Regions from separate parts of the Homo sapiens genome. Here region 2 is linked to region 1. The links are chromatin loops, found by intact Hi-C in ENCODE. Cell type or tissue: Caco-2. All regions are shown on one strand. Each heading gives the region's core, and the rest is flanking DNA. Links, peaks and the distances in the headings are about the cores only. Region 1 has its middle 120 kb from the start of PPP2R2B-IT1. Region 2 has its middle 73 kb from the start of PPP2R2B-IT1.

Region 1 (4,400 bases), core at 159-4,158:
TGCAGGATCATGCATCTGCCCACATTCTGTGCAGAATTAGAGTACAAGATGGGAAAAGAGAGATCTGCAACTGGGGCCTGAGAAATACTTACCAGTAAGCACCCAAATTAGCCACAACTGCTCAGAAACCTACCACGGAGACCATCTATGAAGGCTACTTGCAGGAGGACCAATTTGAAGGCAACTTCTGCAGTTAAGTATATGCAAGTTCATCATTTCAATTTTATCTGAATCTGCTTGTTCATGTCTTATTTTTAGTTCCCACCTTAATTTGGATCTAATGCTTGCCATGATTAATCAACCATTTCCTCCCACCAGAATGTAAGATGAGAGCAGAGATCCATCTGTCCTTTACAGTGCTGTGTACTCAGTGTCTAGAAGCATGCTGAACACATAGTAGGTGCTCAAGTAATACTTAATAAAGGGACCAACAAATGGCCCAACACTAAATTTCCTCTGTAGACAAAGGCAAGTGGAAGAGCAGAATGAAACATTTATTGAGTCCCTTCTAAGCCCCAGGCACTGTTTTAGATGTTTTACGTATCTTATTTCATTTGTTGACCCTGTTAAGTGGCAAGCTTTGAGAGCCTCACTTATAAAAAGCTAAAATTCATGGAGTGAAGATGCCTTTCTTCTTCCATGCCATAAAATCAGGTCTTGCTGGGCAAGTGGGTTTTTAAATGAACATTGGGTATCACTGGAAGCCTCAAACTCTAATCAGTTTGGTGAGGTCTATGCTATGACCTGATAATGTTGTTTCAAATAAATAATTATTCAAATAAATAATTTTGTATGATACCCTAGCATATCTGAGGATCAACAGAGAATTGTAATGAGAGCTTTGGCCACTGCCTCACCTATAGGATCACTTCCATTTATCATCTCAGCTCTAATTTATCTGAATCAAAGTTTAAAACAATTTCCAAACAGAAGACTAGAAATACTGCAAATAAAGTGAATTTGGAGGAGGCTGTTCCCAGCAGGTACAGAAAGCTTAGCCCAGGTCAGTTAGACAGGGACAAATGCAAGCTGGCATAGGGTCATGCTTGAGATTGGACTGGAGAAATTGTAGGAGAACCAGTTCATAATAAATGACTGTCCCAAATCCCCCGCCCTGAGCTCAAAATACTCAGGCTTGGCCCTTTACTTAGTGATGCTTCAGGGGCTCAGTGTGAGCAAACATGTAACATATACCCTGGCCCTGAATGACCTTGTTAGGTACTCCGTGTGAGGAAGGTAGCACTTACGAGAACATTCTTGAAGGTTTAATAACAGCGAAGTCTTTTCAGCTCATTCTGTGTGTAAATAGGGCCAATTTCAAGAAAAGATGAGTTTCCTTAAAAAAAAAAAAAAAACTGTAAAATAATAGTGCCATTACACATACCTCCCTCAGCCATTTAAAAATACCTTGAGGCTGGTTCTCTCCTGAGGGCTTATCAAGACACAAGCCTGCCAAGTGAAAGGTAGTCGATTCTTTATAGTGTATCCTTGAGGTGTTTTCCCCTCTTCACAGAGTTACTACTCAGGTCAGCACATTGTTCTAAGGTATTCCCAGGAATGTCAGAAACAGTCAAACCACTTTGCATGTAAGTACAGAGGCCAAAACACCACTCTGGAGTCCACAGGCTGGTTCAGTCCTGGTAGTTTACACTAATTCTCTGTGTGGTTTTGGGAAGCTCACCCAAGGGTTTTGGGTTAACCGCTCTGCAAGATGGTGGGCAGGATCTAAAAAGGGCTTCCATGTCACTTCCAACTCTGGCTGTCTGACTCGATGAGGACTGCCAAGGGCCAGTGGGTGCCCTCCTCTCCTCACAGGCTGTAGCAGCCATCTAGAAAATAGCTCTGTTCACAGGCAAGGGAGAAAATTGACATTGTTCCTTTGCTTCTGAGTTCACCTGTAAGACCCTTCCTTCAGCATTCTGCAGCTATGCTCTCTCCAACTGAGACTTAGAGAATTGGGCATTATAAACAGCAAATCTAATCCCCTTTTCTCCACCATCATTGTTCCCTGGTGCTAAGTCCAGAGTTTCCATACCCTGAACTAGACATGGAAGGAGGGAGGAGACTACGCAAAGTTCAGTGGTGCCATTTTTTTTTTAACTTTGTCATCCTAGGACAAAGTTTCTTGAAGTATTACACTTAGAGTTTTTTCCTTAGAAGGCACTGGGGTACTTCCTGAAGACGGTGATTCTTGGGCTTAGCTCAGGATCTACTGATTCAGAGCTTTAGGGGGGCTGTAAGTCCCCAGATCTTCATTTTCTTTATTTTTATTATTTGCTTTTTATTCATTTGTTTAACCCTTTTCTACCATAGCTTCATGGTGTCTAACACCTCAGTGACAAAGCTTTGTTGATGACAGTGTAATGCCCAACCTTGTTTTTACTAACGCTATTTTTAGACTCTCCCTTTCCTTTAATCACCTAGCCTTGCTTCCACCTGAATTGACCCTCCCTTAGCTAAGAGAGCCAGACAGACTCCATCTTGGCTCTTTCACTGGCAGCCCCTTCCTCAAGGATTTAACTTGTGCAAGCTGACTCCCAGCACATCCAAGAATGCAATTAACTGATAAGATACTGTGGCGAGCTATATCCGCAGTTCCCAGGAATTCGTCCGATTGATAACGCCCAAATCCCCACGTCTATCACCTTGTAATAGTCTTAAAGCCCCTGCACCTGGAACTGTTTACTTTCCTGTAACCATTTATCCTTTTAACTTTTTGCCTACTTTACTTCTGTAAAATTGTTTTAACTAGACCCCCCCCTCCCCTTTCTAAACCAAAGTATAAAAGAAAATCTAGCCCCTTCTTCAGGGCCGAGAGAACTTTGAGCATTAGCCGTCTCTTGGCTGCCGGCTAAACAAGCGGACTCAATTCGTTTCCAAGTGTGGCGTTTTCTATAACTCGCTCAGGTACAACAACAGGGTGGGGGATTGCTTTGAGATCTCCTAATTAAAAATGCCATAGGACTACCCAGATTTTTGGTTACTGAGTACAAATCTTCATTTTAAGCCAAATACTGTAGATAATTCTTATTTATGGTAGCTAACATTTGGAAACTACTGTCCTAGAAAAAGGTAGACAAAAACTTTTAGCCTTTTGCTGCTACTAACCATGATGATTATTCATTCATCCAACAAAGATTTATCATTCACTACTATATGCCAGGTAAAATAATGAGCAAAAACACAAAGTCCCTGTTCTCACGGAGCCAGCAGTCTAGCAAGAGAAAGAAATGATAAACAAATACATAATATGTCAAGTAGTAAGAAAATCTAGGCAGTGAGATGAAGGGTGAGTGATGGGAGGTGTGCTTTTCAGACAAAGTAGGCAGGAAGGTTTGTATGTAGGATGATTGTGCAAAGACAAAAGAAGTAAGGAAAAGAACCATGTGGCTGAGGGAAGAGCATTCCAGACGGAGGGAGCCACAAGTAGAAAGGCCCTGGAGAGGGGATGTACGTGGTCTGTTTGAAGAACAGCAATGAGTCCAGTGTGGCTGGAGTGAGGTGAGTGAAGAGGAGTTAGAGGAGATCAGGGGCTAATACCTTGTAGCTTGTTTGCGTTATTTCTAGGCTGCAGAATACTATACAGTCTGGATTGTGGAACAATGATTTGCAGTGATAATATATTATACACCTGTTCTTAGTCTTTTGTCCTTATTTATGCTGTAACTCCCTGTTCCTGGCTGAACTCCTGAAGACAACCTAAAATAGGTCTTTTGCTTGAGAATTGGGGCAAAGAATAAGAAAGCTTTGGGAGGGAGGTGCTATGGACTAAATTGTGTCCCCCTGCAAAGTCATAGTTTGAAGCCCCAACCCCCAATGTGGCTGCATTTAATAATAGGGCCATTAAGGAGGTAATTATGGTTAAATGAGGTTATTAGGGGTGGGACCTTAATCTAGCAGGACTGGTGGTGTTTTTGCAAGAAGAGAAACGCAGAGAAAAGACCACGTGAGGACTCAGTTGAGAAGACGGTCGTCAGCAAGCCAAGGAGAGAGACCCTAGGAGAAACCAGCCTGCTGGGACCTGGATCTGATACTTTCAGCCTCCAGAACTGTGAGAAAATAAACTACTGTTGTTTAAGCCACCCAGACTCGGGCATTTTGATATGGCAGCCTTAGCAAACTAATACAGGAGGGTAGGACCAGGAGGTCTTTATTTAATTATTCACCTATTTACTTCCTCAGACTTTGCTGCATGCTCAGTATGTGCAAGGCACTGTGCTGCTTCTTTGCATGCATTATTTTATTTAATCTCACAGCAATACTGAAGTAAGCTTTATGACCATCACCTTACAGATAAAGAAACAGAGGCTTACTTAGGGGCAGTCAGTTGGCCAGGGGACATGTTGGAGCTTTTATTCAAATGCAGGACTGTAACAGTAAAGCCTGTGTTTTCCCTACAT
Region 2 (4,400 bases), core at 192-4,191, 49 kb before region 1:
ACCGAGTGAAGAGTAAAATATGGAGGGGTTGTTGCAAACTATGCATCTGACAATGGATTATTATTCAGAATATATAAGAAACTCAATGATTCAATAGCAAAAAAAGAAAGAACAAAAACTAAATAATAGGATTAAAAATAGGCAAAAAACATGAATAGACATTTCTCAAAAGAAGGTATACGAATGGCCAACAGGTATATGAAAAAATCTTGAACATCGTTAATCATCAAGAGAATGCAAATCAAAGCCACAATGAGATGTCACCTCAACCCAGTTAGAATGAATATCATTAAAAAGATAAAAAAAACACAAATGCTTGTGAAGATACAGACAAAAGGGAATTCTTGTACACTCTTCGTAGGAATGTAAATTAGTATAGCCATTATGGAAAGCAGTATGGAGATTTCTCAAAAAATTAAAAATAGAGCTACCATATGATCCAGGAATGCTATTACTGGGTACATATACAAAGGAAATGAAATCAGTATGTTGAAGAGACATCTGCACTTCCATGTTTATTGCAGCACTATTCATAATAGCCAAGATAGGAAATCAACCTATGTACCCATCTACAGATAAATGTATAAATCTATGTGGAATCTAAAAAAGTTGATTTCATAGAAGTAGAGAGTAGAATAGTGATTACCAGAGGCTAGGGATGGGAGGCGGGAGAGGAGAACCAGGAATGGTTGGCCAATAGGTACAACATTACATTAGGCAGAAATAATAAGTTCTGGTCATATATTACATAGTAGGGTGACTTTAGCAAATAACAATGTAGTGTATATTTCAAGATAGCTAGAAAAGAAGATTTTGAATGTTGTCACCACAAAGAAATGAAAAATGTTTAAAGTAATGGATATAATACTTTACACCAACTCAATTATTATACCATATACACAAGCAATGAAACATCAACTTGTACTCCCTAAATATGTACAATTATTGTTTCAATTATAAATTCTAAAATTAATTAATCAAAGAAGAAATCAAGAGAACAACCATATTTTACAATAAAATAAAATGAAATACTTAGGGATACATTTATCTAAGGTAGTAAAAGACCTGCACACTGAAAACTACAAAATATTGATAAAATAAACTGTAGAAGACATAAATAAATGAAAATATTTTCCATATTCATGGATTGGAAATATTAATATTATTAAAATATTTATTCTTGCCAAAGCAATCTACAGAGTCCATGGAATCCATATCAAAATTCCAATGTTAAAATTTTTCATAGAAATAGAAGAAACAATTCTAAAATTTATATGGAACTACAAAAAATCCCAAATAGCCAAGACAATCATGAGCAAAAAGAACAAAGAGTTATTAAACCACCTGATTTCAAACTATTACTTAAAGTTATAGTAATCAAAACAGCATGGTACTGGCATAAAACACACATACAGACAAACAGAATAGATAGCCCAGAAATGAACATATTCATGTATAGTCAATTGATTTTTCACAAAGGTGCCAAGAATACCCAATGGGAAAAGGATAGTCTCTTAAACAAATGGTGTTGGGAAAACTAGACAGCTACTTTATTTCTAAAAGATATTTTCACTGGATATCAGATTGTAGTTCTCTTTCAGCACTTGAAAAAATGTAGAGCCACTTCCTTCTGGCTTCTGTAATACCTGATGCAAAATCCATTGTCATTCATACCTCTTTGTATGGAAGGAGTATGGGTTCCTTGTTACTGCTTCCCACATGGCCTTCAGTGACTCTATGTTGCGGGGAGGGCTTGTTTCTGTTGGGTGGTAGCGACAGTTCTGACTCTCCATTAGGCCTCTTATACCCCTAATAGGGAGGACAAGGGGCACCTTATCACCGCCAGGGTGTTGGGGGAGTGGAAACCCAGCATCATCCTCATGTGGTTTACACAGACACTTCAGGGCAGGGGGCTCTCATTACAACATAGTTGGGATAAAGTCCTGGCTTCCTACATGGAATTCTCTGATCTCACCCCAGTGGGATGTTGAGATATTTCATTACAGACTTATAATTTCATTACAGACTCTTATAGGTGAAAGCATAGGCTCTCCACTCAGCCTTGGCTGGCATGGGGGCTATGGTAGATAATATTATATGTAGGATCAAGAAAAGCTGTGGCAGCTCTGTATTCAGTGAACACCTGAATTCTTTATTCTGGTGATGAAAAATCTTTTTTATTTTTATGTTTATTTTTTTAGATGGAGTCTTGCTCTGTCACCCAGGCTAGAGTGCAATGACATGATCTCGGCTCACTGCAGCCTCCGCCTCCCAGGTTCAAGTGATTCTTGTGCCTCAGTCTCCTGAGTAGCTGGGACCACATGTGTGCACCACCATGCCCAGCTAATTTTTGCATTTTTAGTAGAGACAGGGTTTCACCATGTTGGCCAGGCTGGTCTCAAACTCGTAATCTCAGGTGATCCACCTGCCTCAGCCTCCCAAAGTGCTGGGGTTACAGGTGTGAGTCAATGGTCCTAGCCTTAGAAAAAAATTTTTTTGAGACAGGGTCTCGCACTATCACCCAGGCTAGAGTGCAGTGACACCATGTTGGCTCACTGCAGCCTCTGCCTCCTAGGTTTGAGCAATCCTCCTACCTCAGCCTCCCGAGTAGCTGGGACTACAGGCTGCTCTACCACACCTGACTAATTTTTGTATTTTTAATAGAGATGGGGTTTTGCCATGTTGGCCAGGCTGGTCTCAAACTCCTGAGCTCAAGTGATCCACCTGCCTCAGCCTCCCAAAGTGCTGGGATTACAGGTGTGAGCCACTGCACCCAGCTGGTGATAGAAAAATCTAATAAGGAGTACACAGTATAAGCTTCAGGATACCAGTTTGACTCTATACATTGCTACTGTGTGATACACAGAAGCAGAAATTTACTCTTTCCAAGCCTCAGCTTTCTTATTTGTAAAAATGATGGCTATAGTAACTACCTTAAAGGACTGCCTCCTAGCTCACAACAGGGGCTCAATAAATGACACTTGCTATCATCATCATAACTGTCATCATTGTCATTGTAACATTAACTAGAAATATCCAGCACAGTTTTTTTTTTTAAATAAATGTAAGTCACATATAAACTAGATTCTGGCTCCCTACGTTAGGATACTATAATAGTTAGTAGCTGTTCTCTAAGGATCCAGAATTGCTATTTAAGCCAGGAGTCATAAACAGGCCCCAGAGCTGTGTGTGACCTGCAGAAAACTTCTTCTCATTAAAACCACTGTATTTTCCCTTGGGGTTTGGACTCACTTCAGGAATAGCTAAGCAGGTTGTGGCTTCTTAAGGTCAAGGCAGACAGTCAAAAAACCTCTTCTAGCCATTTGGCTCTTACTCGGCTGTGTCCCAGCTGGGCCAGTTGGGCATGTGACAGGGCAATGGTCCATTTCAACAACTCAGTGCAGCTCCAGCAGGCTTTTCCTACACCATATGTTGCTAGAGCCAAGCAACAACCTGGTGAGATAGTGAGGATATTTTGCAGGGAACTGGGGACAAGGGTGAAGGCTCAGAGAGGTAATAACTTGCGTAACCCAGCAAATAAGTGGCTGAGTCAGGAGGGGACTCAGTCATTCAACCTATATTTCGTGAGTAACAGTTCAGTTTGGCTTCCTCCAGAAGCCAACTCTGAGTCAAGGATCTGGTTGAGAGTGTTTTTTCATGAGAGACGATCCCAGGAAATATTGGTAGGGGAGTAGGGAAGTCAGAAAGGAACAGAAGGCCCCCAGTGAATAATGAATTCTTAAGCAGTTTAGTACAGGGGGCCACTGGAGCTTAAGCCTCCTGTAGACCATATAACTCAGCCTTATCCCACTTTAGGGTGAAGAAAGCCACTATAGTATTTATCCACCAACCCTGACAGTCCTTGGTTGAGGCTGCTCCCAGGAGTGTTAATTCCCTGGGGCCTATGACTCTCTGCCTCCAAGACCCGCTCTGCCCAACACTTCAGATGCTGATGTTTGGCAGCCAGTCAGGCATGCATGTGAATGGTGAGGAGTGAGGCTCTGCACAGGGCATTTACTTTAATGTATCATATACTCAGCACTGTGCCAACTGCAAGAGATGCAGTGGTAGTCAAGACAGACATAGTTCTTGCTCTTATGGATTTTATTATTTAATGGGAAAGACCAAAAAGTATATAGGCAATTACAATGCAGGGTGATAAGAGGTGCAATGATGGAAGTATAGAATTCTTGGGAACCTATATAGGAGGAGTCCTTGTCCCAAGACTGAGGTGGGTGCAGAAGAGACTCCCTAGAGGCAGTGGTATGTTAGTGATTTAAGTCACCACTGTCTCACCTGTCTTACCTTTGAGTTTCCACAATTCTGTTCCCTTTGTACAAAATAATCTCCATCTTCATCTGGGCGTCTAATAACATTCTTCAAGACTTACATTATATGTC

The links. Hi-C counts contacts between places; a loop is a spot of excess contacts. Peaks named below come from ENCODE experiments on the same cell type or tissue, not always from the same donor. Only the 100,000 strongest peaks of a DNase experiment are listed, where the experiment ranks them.
Region 2: it touches region 1 in a loop (5-fold over the local background); 1 of 110 quality-filtered maps calls a loop at or near these places.

What each region holds. Positions count from the first base shown.
Region 1 is chr5:147,039,470-147,043,869 of GRCh38, forward strand. It overlaps a transcript of PPP2R2B not described here. Among named protein-coding and RNA genes, the nearest start is that of PPP2R2B-IT1, 120 kb to the left of the region's middle. In Caco-2, for the core only: no CTCF peak of the experiment used is centred there; a DNase peak (open chromatin) is centred at 2,612.
Region 2 is chr5:146,990,763-146,995,162 of GRCh38, forward strand. It overlaps a transcript of PPP2R2B not described here. Among named protein-coding and RNA genes, the nearest start is that of PPP2R2B-IT1, 73 kb to the left of the region's middle. In Caco-2, for the core only: no CTCF peak of the experiment used is centred there; no DNase peak of the experiment used is centred there.